Regions from separate parts of the Homo sapiens genome. Here all the other regions are linked to region 1. The links are chromatin contacts, found by Hi-C or POLR2A ChIA-PET in ENCODE. All regions are on one chromosome and are shown on one strand. The core of a region is the stretch at or near the end of the contact, and the rest is flanking DNA. Distances in the headings are between cores, read along the strand shown.

Region 1 (4,608 bases), core at 1,181-3,680:
CACTTGAGGTCAAGAGTTCGAGCCCACCCTGGCCAACATGGTGAAACCCTGTCTCTACTAAAAAAGACAAAAATTAGCCAGGCGTGGTGGCGCACACCTGTAATCCCAGCTACTCGGGAGGCTGACGCAGGAGAATCGCTTGAACCCAGGAGGCGGAGGCTGCAGTGAGCCGAGATTACGCCACTGCACTCCAGCGTAGGGAACAGAGTAAGACTCCTTTTCTCAAAATAAATAAATAAATAAATAAACCTTAATAGGGCTGTTAACAAGACTAAACTCAGCAAAGGGACAGCAAACTACCGTTTTGGCTTCTGGGATGAGTTTTCAGGGGAAGCACCTGGGTTAGGAGGTGGGGGGTGCGGAAATTTGACAAGTGGAAAGGAAATGTGAGACTTCTGAACAATCTAGTTTCGCTGAAACCTGCTGAAGAAATGTGACAAAAATTGAGGGTGAAAATAATGGACCTTAGAATTGAGCCCCTGGGGCCGGGCACCGTGACTCACGCCTGTAATCCTAGCACTTTGGGAGGCCGAGGCGGGAGGATCACTTGAGGTCAGGAGTTCGAGACCAGCCTGGGCAACTCGACAACACCCCGTCTCTACTAAAAATACAAAATTTAGCCGGGCATGGTAGCACGCGCCTGTAATCCCAGCTCCTCAGGAGACTGAGGCAGGAGAATCGCATGAACCCCAGAGGCCGAGGTTGCAATGAGCCGAGAGCATGCCACTGCACTCCAGCCTGGGGCGACAGAGCGAGACTCCATCTCAATCAATCAATAACAAGTGAGCCCCTGGGCAGGGCACGGTGGTTCATGCCTGTAAGCCCAGTACTCCAGAAGGCCGAGGCTGGAGGACTGCTTGAGTCCAGAAGTTCGAGACCATCCTGAGTGACATAGTGAAACCCGATTTCTACTAAAAATAAATAAAATTAGCCAAGCATGGTGGCGCACGCCTGCAACGCCAGCTACTCAGGAGGCTGAGGTGGGAGAATCACCTGAGCCAGGAGCCAGGGAGGTCGAGGCTGCAGTGAACCAAGATCGCACCACTGCACTCCAGCCTGGGCAGCCAGAGTGAGACCCTGTCTGTCTCAAAAAAGAAAAAAAAAAAAAAAAAAAGAAGAGAGACCCTGAATGGCAAATAATACAGAACTTCTTACAAGATTTTGTCTAAGAACACGACAACGGATTAAAATGTATCTACAAGTATTCAAAAGGCAGACACTGTAACCAGTGAAAGACCTGAGTGACCCACCATTTTTTAGAACTGTGTCTATGCTGGTCCCAAAACTTACTATGGGTTCTAGAAGTCAAGGCGGGCCCTTGAGCCACTAACAATTGTGGCCAACACACTGGTTAGAATGCATTATCGTTAAAGTGCAACCCTATTGAGGGGTTAACGCGCACAAAACAGAGAGTGACCCAATATAGCACAATATCCCGAAATAATGTGGAAAACAAAAGCGATTGCAAAGTTATCATAAGAGCACCGATTTTATTAAATTCCTATCCGTGCCAACCCAATCTCAAGACCCCGAGTCCATCCGGAACCCGTGCCTGAGGCTGCTCCAGCTCGCTCTCTTCCGGGCGCTGCCCCGCCCCCACTCACGTGGGACGCTGACCGCTCCACGGTCTCGCGGCTGGCAAGCCCCAGAACCCGTTCGATTCAACTATTATTAAGCGCCTGCTGTGTGCAAAGTTCTGAGCTTTCTGTTGGACTCAAAAGACTCAGTACGACCTGGGCCTGGTCTCTGCCCTCAAGAAAAGGACCGCGATCCGTTTACATCCTAGGCCTGCAGTCCTTCCAGTTCCTACCCGTGCCCTCCGCTGGTCCGAGTACCGGCCAGAAGCCTTTCTTCGGCCGACGGGCCACCGGGGAAAAGGCCCTCGCGCTTAGCACACACCCACGCTCATAGTGGGCCGCGGCCCCTAGTGTCCTAATACCTACTGGGGGTCCCTGACCTACCGGGACCTCGGCTCGGAACGGAGGCGACTCCTCGGCCCGCGTTCCCCAAGCAGCGAGGGTCCCAGACTGGAACAAGCATTATCTCCTAACCCCAGTGCACGCGGCAGGCCCGGCCCACACTTACGGCGTGCAGCGGTCGCTATACTCATTAGCGATAGTCTCGATGCCGCCGGCGCGGGCCACAGCGACGTAGCAGCTCTGGAAGCCCAGGTCTATGCCCACCACCGACATGGCGCCGGCTACTGCTCGGGCTCGGGCCCGGGTCCGGCCACCGAGACAGGACACGGACCCCCGGCGGGGCTAGCGAGTGGAAAGCAGGCCTCTTGGGCCGAGGCTACTGAGGGGCTTGCGGTGTCCACGCGAGCGCCTAAGTCCTTCCAGTGGGTACTGCAACCGAGAGCGCTGCTCAGGCCGGCTCCGGCTCAGTGGCCGCAGAGGAGGCGCCGGTAGCGGGGGCGGAGAAGATCTCGAAAGATCTCGTTGCGACGAGAGCGGAGCCGCAGCACCAGAGCTACGAAAGAACGGGATGTTCTCGCGATATCCCGGCTCAGGCGCTTTTCCCCTTGAGGCCCCGCCCCCAGTACGTCTGAATACGTCACGTCCTGGCTCGAGAACCTGGGAAAGGACTGGGTGGCTGAAAGATGGCTGGAAAGCGCATTTAGCCAACCGAGCCTGCGCATGGAACCTGCGGCGCTGCACAGCTGCATAGAGATGTGGAGCACCTCCCTTTACCGTAGAAAGTAGGCGAGCCAGCTCGAGGCACTATACTGAGGAAGCGCTGCGGCCTACTTCCGCCGTTTTTCTTAACATCAAAGAAACTTCCGGTAGTGGGGTGTCTTGCATTCCACCGTGTCGGTGCCCCAGAATGAGACGCAAGCTGATCTGCAGATCCCGCAGGGTGCCTTCTGCTCTTTTCGGGGCAGGTTGGCCGGTAGGGGAGAAGGCCGCCATTGGAACGCGGCCTTTATGTCGGGTTCTCTCAAGAGTCTAAGATCGCACCCTCACCAGCGGAGGGAAGGAGCCCACTCCCAGCCACACCGCTTTGTTTTCTTTCGCTTAGCCTTGTTGCGCCGTTCTCTAAGCCACTCATGTCCTTAGATCAGATTGAGGGGCCCGCAGGATTTAAGCCTTTAATCCACAGCACATTCCAAGCACCTACCCGGTGGTAGGCCCTAACAAGGAACACAGGCAAGTGACACGCTGCCTGGCCTGAAAGGTCCGCTCAGACCTTTACATGAAGTTAATAAATGTTAAGCTTCAGGGCCCCTCGCTTGTATGGCCTCCTGGGAGAATAGATAGTTGCTGAGTTGTGGAGAGGGGAAGCCAGCTTGAGATTAGGAAGCAAATCTATGTAAGCATTTCTAATAAATTACCCAGAGAGATCTAAGGAGAATCTGAATCTCCAAGTCTCTAGTAATGTGTTGTGATTTGTCGTTTTAATTATTTGTTTTGTGTATTTGTAGGGCCCCCCAATGGTATATAAGTTTCACCTCTGCAAAACCTGGATCATCCCCATCATGAGGGTGGCTAAACAAGTAAAGGTGACCCCAGTACAGAATGGCGAGTGCTATATGCACAGAATGGTGGAGACTAGGACAACTTCCCAGAAAAGGAAAAGGCTGTGTTCAAGTTTGGAAAACTAGCAATAGAGACCATAGTTTAAGGACTAAAAAGAAATTCTCCGTTGCTGGAGGGTACATCATGAGTTGAAGGTCTCAAGGCTAGAGTACCTGCCCTTCAGCCATTTTAAAAGTGAATGAGCAAAGAAGAAATTACATTGCCCTGGTATGCCCTTCCCTTTAAATACCTGCATTTCCTGCCACCTCCGGAGGTACTTCACTCTATAGGAGCAACCCCAAACCCGGGTTGATTACCATTAAAACTTGCAAATGGCCACACTGTTCTCACATTTTGCCTAACTAAAACCTGTTAATTCTTCAAAGACAAGTACCAGGTGCTACCTGTAAAAGGGTACTGGGAATAAAAAGAGTAGAGGCAGCCAGGAACAGCCTTTGGAAAAACGAGAGCAGGGACATATTTGTACATTGTATACCCATGTTCATAGTAGTTTATTCACGGTAGCTAAAAGGAGGAAACAATCCACATGTCCATTGACAGATGAATGAGTTTTCTAAATTTAGTGTATACGCGTAACAGTACATTATACAGCTTTGAAAAGACAAAGGAATGAAAGTCTGATAAATGCTACAGCATGAATGAACCTTGAAAATACGCTAAGTGGAAAGCCAAACAAATCAAAATTAATTTTTTTTAATTTTTAATTTTATATTCAAAATTTAATATGATTCCACTTGTATCAGGCACCTACAATAAACTACATAAAGACAGAAAAGCGGTTTCACAAGTAGAGTGAAATGGAGAGTTAAGGGATACAGAGTTTCAGTTTGGGAAGATGAGAAAGTTCTGGAGATAGATGCTGGTGGTAGTTGCATAACAATGTGCATGATCAGTGACAGATTTGTACATTTAAAAATGATGAAAATGGTAAATTTTATGTATATTTCACCACAATTTTTTAAAGTTTTTTTAAGTTAGGTTGACCTTGACCTTCCTTCCTCTGTTTTTCTCCTACCTAGGGGCAATATCAATAATACCAAGCACACTGTTGACCTTAATTATGACAGAG
Region 2 (4,627 bases), core at 1,108-3,607, 680 kb after region 1:
GTCACACTCCCACTACATATATGTGGAGAAAGCAGGTCCAAATGCTGGGGACATCAAATTTCCAAAAAGAAAAAACACACACATGCACACACACTTGGATCTCCCAGGGTAGCTCTCAGACTCCATTGAAGGGTGATGACGCCAAGAAGCAACACAGTTGGGATCTCCAGAGCCCCTGTAAGCCCCTCTGAGGCTCCAGGAGGGGAGGCTCAGCACCAACATCCAGCAGGGCTTGAAGCTGTGCCAGGGCCTGTGGCACTCTCCCTCTCTATGAACTCTCCCCTCTCTGTGAACTCCGCCGTCCTGCTGGGTGGTTTCTTGCTGCTGCACTGGGGCCTTCAGCTCACTATTATGCTGAGCTGAACACCCTAGGCTCACGGAGAGGCCTCCTCTTCTGGGAAGCCTTCTCTAACCTGCGAATTGGTCATCTGCACATTTAGTGAGCCTATCTATCAATGAGGGCTATTCACTGGCTACTTACTCAATGCTGCTGAAACTTCAGGGAGCTAGAGTGCCAGTGTCTAAAAAAGACACAAAACACATACATCATTAACATCATGTTCCTACATCCAGCTCCAACAACTGCTCCAACAGGTTCGGAGGGGACAGACAAAACCACCCAGAGGGAAAATCCAAGGGGATGAGAAATGAGAAAGGCTCCCCTACACCCTATGACCTAAGGCTGTATGCTTTAACTAAATCTGGCCGACAGCCTTGCCTCATAATACCTGAGAAAATATTCCAGGTCAACAAGTCACCCTGAACCCATCTTCAGATGAATGGATCTTAAAGAGTGACAACTGACGGCCTGGCGTGGTGGCTCACGGTTGTAATCCCAGCTTTGGAGGCAGAAGCAGGCAGATCACGAGGTCAAGAGATCGAGACCATCCTGGCCAACACGGTGAAACCCCGTCTCTACTAAAAACACAAAAATTAGCTGGGCGTCGTGGCTCACAGCTACTCGGAGACTGAGGCAGGAGAATCACTTGAGCCCGGAAGGCGAAGATTGCAGTGAGCCAAGAACGCACGACTGCGAAGGTTGCAGTGAGCCAAGAACACACGACTGCGCTCCAGCCTGGTGACAGAGGGAGACTCTGTCTCAAAAAAAAAAAAGACTGACAACTGACCATGGGAAAAGGCAAACAATTACTTACAGGGCATGACCAGATTGTCGTTTTTGGGTTGTGGACGGTAGGGGAAGGAGTAACTAGAGGAAAAAGGGAAGAGGCAGTTGTATACACATGCTTTATTTAACTTTTAAAAGTTCAGGAAAGAGAAGTATTTCTTCTCTTCTAAAAAGAAATCAAGAGACTAGAGGAAAAACGGGATAGCCCCTGGCCCAAGTCCTGGCTCTGCTACTTACCACCCCCAACCCCAACTAGAGTAAGTCCTGGACACACAGGGCCATAGAGCATCGCCCAGGGACCGCCAGGACCTTCCTGGTACCCTCTTCAAAGTGGCCATCAGGACGGGAGGCCAGACTGACCACCTGTGCAGGGAGGAGCACACTGTGGCTGGAGGTCACCTCGTGAAGCGTTCCCAAGCCACCTGGCTGGAGGGTCTCCATCGCTAGGGTGTTGACCGTTGGGGGAGGGGGAGTGACAGCGTCCAGTGCGCATCTGGGAGAGAGGAGCTCGGGTTCAAGGACCGCGACAGGTCCTCCGAGCCCTGGTCTCAGCCCCAGCAGGGGCCGGCACCCACCTCGGTCACAATGGTGGACAGGTAGACGTCCTGACTGAACTCCCAGCCATCCAGACAGCTCTCCTGCTCCAGCTGCCCCAGGTCCACGTCGCGCCCCGGCTCCAGCCCAAGCGCCGAGAAGTTGGCGATGGTGGCGAGCCGGTAGCGGCGGCAGCTGTGGGGCACCTCGCGGCCGTCCCGCAGCCGCAGTGGGACAGTGTGGTTGCGCCAGGCGCTGCTCAGGTTCGCGGCGTCCGGCACCCGGCAGCGGTGCTCCGGGGTCGCTATCAGGAACACGGAGGACAGGCCGGTGAAGCCATTGGGGATGATGCTGGCGCTGAGCAGGAAGAAGATGAGGCGCTGGAAGGGCCCCCACTCGCCCAGGAAGGCGGTCACCTCGTCGTAGTCCCGCATGCCGCCCTCAGAGGCCCACAGAGCGCGGCCTGGGGTCGGGGAACGCGGCGGGCTTTGCGCGTGCGCGCGGGGCACCCGCCGCCGACCAGGCAAGCCAGGCAGCAGGCGACCCAAGACCGTCCGCGGAGGGTAGGCTCGCGAGCTGACACCGCCGCCTTGGTCCTGCCGCGGCTGGCCTTACATAGGGCGCACGACCAGGGAAGGTTGCGGGCCTGGGCCGCAAGGCGCGCCCCGCTGGCAGGCAGAGCGGCGCCGGCGAAGGCGGAGCTGGGGCGGGACGCGAGGGCGCGGGGCGGGCCGGGAGTGCACCTGAGGCCCGGGCGGGGCCTGTCCTGGGGACCTGGCGAGGCCCGGCCTCTGCCAGCCAAGCCTGCTGGGGACGACCGAGGTAGCCCGGGCTCGGCTTAGGAAGGCAGCGGGACTCGAGGCCTTGGGGTCCGAGTCCGAACTCGCTCCTCTAGCGCCGGGCGGGGAGCGAGTGGGAGAGCGGCCGCGAAGCTCCAGTGTTGAAAACGCACCCCTCCCAGCTTTTTGCAAGGCCTACTTGGGGGCGGAGGTAAGGAGAAAGTCACTGGCCCAGGGTCTCACAGATAGTTGCTCTTGACACCGCCTAATCTTATAAGAGGGACGGGGATTATTTTGAACCTGGGACTGTTAACTACCCTAGTAGAGAGGCTGGGAGCTATGACTTTTCATTCTAGTCCAGATGCCCTTTCCACATTTTCGTCTGTAACAAGCCATTTTGTTCATGCAGATGTAAAAATTTAACTTCACGATTAACGATCCTAGCCTAGGGTTAAATATTCCCCACAGATTAGTTATTTCCGTGCAGAGTTTATTCAGAAGCTAACTGGAAAAAAAAAAAAAGCAGCGAGGTGATTCTAAAGCAGCAATGTTCCATAGGATAAGGAGCTACATTTGTTATGTTAACTTTTCTAGTAGCCATATTAATAAAATTGCCAGATTTAGCAAATAAAAATATAGGACTCCTAGTTAAATTTGAATTTCAGATATAGAATGAATAATTTTTAAATATTATGTCCCAAGCAGGAATATATAAAATAAAAATGTAACTGGTTGTCCTGTATTTTATTGGGCAATGCTGCATATTTAAAAAGTAAAAATAAAAGATGAAATTAACTTTAATGGTATATTTAATCAAGTATATCCAGAACATGATCATTTCATCATATAATCAATATAGAAATTATTGATATTTTACATTGTTATATGTAAATCATTGATCTTTTTTTCCCCTCCTCATACTAAATCTTAAGAATTCAGTGTGTTTCACAGGTTCTCAGGATTTGAAAAAAAAAAAAAAAGGAATCCAGTGTGTATTTTACAGCACATTTCAATTTGGACTAGCCACACTTTTTATTTTTTAATATTTATTTATTCATTTATTTATTGGAGACACGGTCCCACTGTGTCACCCAGGCTAGAGTGCAGTGGCACAATCATAGCTCACCGCAGCCCTGAACTCCTAAGCTTAAGTGGGCCTCCTGCCTCAGCCTGCTGAGTAGCTAGGACTACAGGCACATGCCACCGTGCCCAGCTAATTTTTTTATTTTTTTTATTTTACAGAGACAAGGCATCCCTGTGTTGCCCAGGCTGGTCTCAGACTCCTGGGTTTAAGCAATCCTCCCACCTCAGCCTCCCAAAATGCTGAATTACAGACGTGAGCCACTATGCCTGGCCAGACTCATTTTTTAAGTGCTCAGTAGCCACATGTAGCTATTGGTTATCTTATTGGACAGCACCATTCCTAAGGCCTTTAAGAATTTGGGCTGCTAAACTTAACAATGCAAGATATTCCTTTTTAAAATAGTAGTGGCTTAGTGATAGAAACAGAACTAAGTGTATATTTTTACAATATAATGTGTTGAGTAAAGAATATTTAATAGTCACTATATTATGAGTTGAAAATAAAGCTACAGAAAGGGAACCTAACCTGGCCAGCAGATTTTTAACAAGGAAATCTAAACATTTGCATAAAGCATAATAGACTTAAAAAAATTATGATAAAGATGTTATCACAGGACTTGTTTGTTTCTTTATACTTACTATTCACTATTCTTACTTCCTGAAGATGGATGGTTATACCTTCAGCAATGTACTTAAATCCTTCTAACATCTTATGTGAAGTTATAGTTCTTATCTAGAACTAACTGAAAAAGAAAGCAAAGCTTCTTGAAAATAAACTCCTTTTTTGTGTGCTAAAATATTATTTTAATGCTTCAAAAGAAATGAAAGCTTTTATGAGAAGAATGTTGACCTCTGTCCAGACCAAACAAGATGAAGAAGTCTTATTTTAACATTTGAGAAATATCAGTTGGGCATCAGATAACATTCCTGAAAGGGACTGAAAACAATGCAGTATACTACAAAAGAAGCTGCATATCCTTAGGAAGAAAAGAAACTATTTGTCATAGATGGCTTGTCCACATGCGCAAAGCAGAGAGCAACCTAAGATGGTGCCGTCCAGTTCCAGGTGCACTGTGATTACTATCTGAATGCCATTACTATTTAA
Region 3 (4,986 bases), core at 2,416-4,915, 760 kb after region 1:
GGCTGCACCATTTTACACTCCCACTAGGAATGAACAAGGGTTTCAATTTCTCTACATCCTCACTAACACTTGTTATTTTCTGTGTTTAAAAACAACAACAACACTTTTTTAGAGGTGGGGTCTTGCCCTGTCACCCAGGCTGGAGTGCAGAGATATGGTCATAGCTCACTGCAACCTCAAACTCTTGGGCTCAAGTGATCCTCCTGCCCCAGCCTCCTGAGAAGCTGGAACTACAGTCACATGCCCTCATGCCTGGCTAATTTTTTATTTATTTTTTGTAGAGATGGGGTCTTACTATGTTGCCCAGTGCTGTCTTGAACTCCTGCCCCCTAGCAATCCTCCTGCCTCGGCCTCCCAAAGTGGATTTCTGGGTGTTTTTTTTTTCTTTTTGTAGTAACTATTTTTAAGGGTACAAAGTGGTACCTCCTTATGATTTTCATTTGCATTTCCCTAGTGATTAGTGATGTTGAGCCTCTTTTCATCGCTTGTACCCCCAATTTATAGACAAGGAAACTGAGGCTTTCATCAGTGATGTAACCTGCCTGGAGTCAGCCAGGTGGTTGGCAGTGGAGTCAAAACTGGCCCTCTACTGAGTCTGACTCCAGAACTCTGTGTGCTGCCGCCCCTCTGGGGGAGAGCCATCCATCCATCCTGCTTACCCTGGTACTTGCTTCCTTCCCTCCTCCTCCCAACCACCAGAGCCCAGTTTTTTGTTGTTGTTGTTGTTTGTTTGTTTGTTTTGAGACACAGTCTGGCTCTGTCACCCAGGCTGGAGTGCTGTGGTGTGATCTCAGCTCACTGCAACCTCCGCCTCCCAGGTTGAAGTGATTCTCCTGCCTTAGCCTCCCGAGTAGCTGGGACTACAGGGGTGCACCACCACTCCCAGCTAATTTTTGTATTTTTAGTAGAGACGGGGTTTCACCATGTTGGCCAGGCTGGTCTCAAACTCCTGACCTCAAGTAATCTGCCCGCCTCAGCCTCTCAAAGTACTGGGATTACAGGCGTGAGCCACTGTGCCCAGCCCCTAGTTGCTTTTTATTTTACTTCCACCACTCAAAAAGGAAGCCAGGAAGGGAAAAGCTGCCAAAAAAAGCAAATCCTGGTGCATGTGTGTGAATGTGTGATGATGTACATCCTTAGAGGTCCCTGTGAACAGCGTACAACATGAGTAGCTATGGACTTGGAGGCCAGCAGCTACTCACCCCTCACGCCCTACAGTGAACAAAACCAGCGAGCAATGGAAAAGCAGACAGGTCAGCCCAGCTGCCAGGGAAGGCTGCCACTCATGGGTCCAGCCTCCATAACAGGCACTGATAACACTTCCAGGAATCGACGCGGGATGAGCTGGCCCCCAGTCTCAGCTGCTCCCAGGCCATGCTGTGGGCAGGGAGTGGGCAAGCACTAGAGCCCCTGCTAGGGAAGCAAATCCAGAGAAGCATGGCCACCTTAGGGCCCAGGGTAGGTATGGTGCCAATGCTGGGGGATCCAAAGGCAGTCCCTGGGCTGAGCCCACTTCCCACAGGTGCCACAGATTCGACAACCACCACGCCTGGCTGGCCACCATTCTCTTGCAGAGGAGAGTTTCAAAACTTCCTCACTGGTCTTCTTGTTTATCATAGCAGCTAGAGTGAGCTCTTTCCAAAAGCACGAACCTGGCCTTAGAATGCTTACTATTTTCTCACTGTCCTCCGAATAAAGTCAGCTCCTCAGTATACATAGAAGGCCACTATGAACTAGCCCTTGTGGCCATTTCTAGTCTCATTTGTCATATCTGTCATCCCTTGAGTTCCAGCCACTCCGATATATGAGAATTCCATTACCTGAATTTCCCATACTCTTGCCTAGACAGGTCTTGCTCACATTTTCAGAATCAGCTAAAATCATATCACCCCTTCTTGGAGTATTTCCTCCACCTATTGTCCCACAGAGAGGGTGATTTATTTATCCCAGGTCACATAGCAAGCAAGGCAGGACTTGAATTTGGGTTCCAGAACCCTATTGCTAACCAGGGTTAATGTTAGCCTTCTCAGTAACACAGCCAGTGTGCCCCATGGGCATCTGAGGGTAGGCTCCACACACCAGATGTCCACACCTTAGTGCTCAGCACAAGGCCAGACACAATGTCTGATGACCGCTATACCGTGCTGAGGGAAAGGGATAAGGGACTAGCAGAGGCCACTCAGGTTTTTCTTGGGAGGAGCATGAGGCAGAGGAGGGACTAGCAGCAGGGAAATCCTACCTGCCTGACCAATAGCAGGCAACAGCTCCATGAGGATGCTCTCCTCAGAAGAAAGGTGTATCCTGACCCAGGTCCTTACCAGATGTGAAGCAGCAAAAGCGGGAGAAGTGTGTGTGCATCCTCATTCCTGGAACTTAGAAAACCTGCCACTAACCACGCAGGGTGCTGAGGGGCTACAGCCCCTGCCTGCCAACTCACCCTGTGCTCAGAGAGGTCCCTGAGGGCCAGGGCTTCCAGCTGGGGTTTCGCCTTCTGTGCTTCCTTGCACCCAATGAGCCTCAGGAGGCCATCTGCTGTCTTAGAGAAACTGGGGCCTCAGGAAAGGACCCCAAACCTCACAAGTATATGGTACGGCAGTACACCTCCTGATGCCTCCAGAAGTCTGTGGCCAGGGAACAGACAAGATTTGGCCCCGCCCTGCCCAGTAACAAGGTCCCTCACACCCCTCCTCCCATGCCTGGCAGGAAGGTGACTCAGGCAGTGCGTCTGGGTAGCCTGGGGCTGCGCTTCCCCCAACGCAACATCTAGGTTCTTAGGAAACTTCATTTGTTGTGAAAATCGGAAATGAAAAGACAGTTGGTGACAAACTCCTTTCTCCATCACCTCCTTATTGGACAGAAACGACCCAGGAATGCGCCTCGCGTGAGTCCTATTCTTTCTTGGGGTGCACACCCGCTGCTGGAAGTATGAACAGCAGGTTTGAGGGGGAGGGGAGCGCTGACCCGGGCACTGCGCAGGGAGTCTCAAGGGGGGCTGACGCAGAGGGAGGGTCAGGCACTCCCGGGTCAACGGTCTCGGCCTGGCACCCACCTCGGTCACGACGGTGGACAGGTAGACGTCCTGGCTGAACTCCCAGCCATCCAGGCAGCTCTCCTGCTCCAGCTGCCCCAGGTCCACGTCGCGCCCCGGCTCCAGCCCGAGCGCCGAGAAGTTGGCGATGGTGGCGAGCCGGTAGCGGCTGCAGCTGTGGGGCACCTCGCGGCCGTCCCGCAGCCGCAGCGGGACACTGTTGTTGCGCCAGGCGCTGCTCAGGTTCGCGGCGTCCGGCACTCGACAGCGGTGCTCCGGGGTCCCCGCCAGGAACACGACTGACATACCATTGAAGCCATTGGGGATGATGCTGGCGCTGAGCAGGAAGAAGATGAGGCGCTGGAAGGGCCCCCACTCGCCCAGGAAGGCGATCACCTCGTCGTAGTCCCGCATGCTTCCCACTGCCGCTCCGAAACTTGCAACTACGGGTGATGACAGCGTTCTCAGGACAGTGTCTTGTAGCTGGGGCGCTCCCCAAGGATGTTAGAACGTTCCCGGGGGACAGGCAGGCTGTTAGAAATTGGGGCGCGAAGCCGGGGACCGTTCCTGGGAAACAGGCTGAAGGCGTTGGAGCGTTCCCGGGAGCTCGCGCTGAGCTTGATGCCACTGTACACTTGGGACCACACCCCCATCCCCGGCCGGGCGCGGGGAAGGGGAGGGCGGCCCAGCCCGGGAGGCTGGGCTCCCGGCTGTCTCCGCCCTGTGCTTCGCGCGCCCGCCCGCCCCCAAGGACCTGACGGGGGCTTCCAGGCTGGGCTCAGCCATTCCGCCCGCGTGCCGGGGAAGAAGCTCGTTCTCGGTTGTCCCCAGCCACCCCCGAGCGCTGATTCCCAGACCTGGGCCCCACGTGGGAGGGCGGGCGCAAGGGAGGAGCCGAGGCCAGAGAGCGAGTTCTCGGAGGGGTCGGCCCTCGATCTGCTCGGGCCGCGTGGCCCCGGGCCCAGACCCCAGCAGGGTTCCCTCCGCGGTCTCCTCCAATCTGGAGGCTGAGCTTAGGCTGCCACGCGTGGGGCGCGGAGGGGCGAGTCAGTGGAGTCGGTTCCCGGGAAACTTCTGGGGGCGGCAGAGCGACAGGAGCGCGCCCTCTCCTGTGGCGCCTCGCGCAGGCGGCTGGCACACGCCGACAGGGAGCTCATTTCCCAACAGTCCTAGCAGAGCTGAATTCGGTCACCCCTGGCGGCGCCCGGACAGCGTCCTCAGGACAGCCAGGACCCTCATCTTGCACAGGGAAAACAGGCCCACAGCCTGGAAGGGATGAGCAAGGTCACACTACGTCAGAGATGGGCCCGGATCGGAGGGAGGGGCGGGGGCAGGAGACAACCGAGTGCCCGGGAGGCGAGTTTCCTCCCCCGCACGCCGGCGTAATGGCTGAGCCCAGCCTGGAAGCCCCCGCCGGGTCCATGGGCGGGCGGGCGCCAGGACATGGAGCCTGCGCATTGCGGGAGCACAGTCATGGAGGCACTGTCGTCACGCTGGGTTCTGATTTTGAGCCCCTTGCTCTCCTCACGCCCCCAGGGCCCTTTATCGCGGCAGGCTGTCAGAGCTTTCTCCGACTGGAAGGCTTTCTGTTAGCAGAAGGGCCTGCCCCCAGTCCAGGAACAGAGGGAGGGAGGGAGAGAGAAGTAGGAGATCCGATTTGGCGCTCAGACCCGGCAGGGTAACCAAAGCAGGGACCACAGCCTCCCTTTTTTTGGCTCAGTGCCCAGACCTAAGGCCCTTCTGCTGTTGTGTGAGCTAGCCCGGGCCTGGAGCCTGAGCCCTGGGGTTCACGAGGCAGATAAAATTGACAGGGTGAAGAGCTCACCTCTTTGGAGATTTTGCACGAGTGTGTTTGTTTCCCCAGGCTCCGATTAAGAGGCGGAGGGACATTTCTGCCTCTTTTTGTGTAGCTTCCAGTCTGACCCCTCCTCTTAGGAGGACTTCCCACCCCCTTGGAA

What was found. Hi-C counts contacts between places; a loop is a spot of excess contacts on that map. ChIA-PET counts read pairs that join two places held with the same protein, here RNA polymerase II (POLR2A). Pooled maps may share reads with other maps.
Region 2: a loop to region 1 is called in a pooled map, with 7 times the contacts of the local background. The contact joins the promoter of SLC22A5 here to the promoter of HSPA4 in region 1. A Hi-C loop is called at or near these places in 7 of 50 pooled maps. POLR2A ChIA-PET finds 5 or more read pairs at or near these places in 5 of 52 experiments (GM12878, PC-9, RWPE1 and 2 more).
Region 3: a pooled map shows a loop between it and region 1 (23-fold over the local background). The contact joins the promoter of SLC22A4 here to the promoter of HSPA4 in region 1. A Hi-C loop is called at or near these places in 9 of 50 pooled maps. POLR2A ChIA-PET finds 5 or more read pairs at or near these places in 3 of 52 experiments (H1, activated B cell and naive thymus-derived CD8-positive, alpha-beta T cell).

What each region holds. Positions count from the first base shown.
Region 1 is chr5:133,049,835-133,054,442 of GRCh38, reverse strand. It overlaps HSPA4 (heat shock protein family A (Hsp70) member 4), which reads right to left and starts at 2,430. Exons shown (of 19, transcript NM_002154.4): 1 at 2,086-2,430. The coding sequence starts at 2,192. RefSeq lists enhancers at 254-1,216, 2,455-2,634, 2,825-2,874, 2,945-2,994, 2,181-3,143.
Region 2 is chr5:132,367,440-132,372,066 of GRCh38, reverse strand. It overlaps SLC22A5 (solute carrier family 22 member 5), which reads right to left and starts at 2,357. Exons shown (of 10, transcript NM_003060.4): 1 at 1,702-2,357. The coding sequence starts at 2,094. It overlaps MIR3936HG (MIR3936 host gene), which reads left to right and starts at 2,151. Exons shown (of 8, transcript NR_110997.1): 1 at 2,151-2,223. RefSeq lists a silencer at 2,155-2,474.
Region 3 is chr5:132,293,073-132,298,058 of GRCh38, reverse strand. SLC22A4 (solute carrier family 22 member 4) reads right to left here and starts at 3,665. Exons shown (of 10, transcript NM_003059.3): 1 at 3,050-3,665. The coding sequence starts at 3,442. RefSeq lists silencers at 3,498-3,547, 3,618-3,977 and enhancers at 4,208-4,257, 4,074-4,692.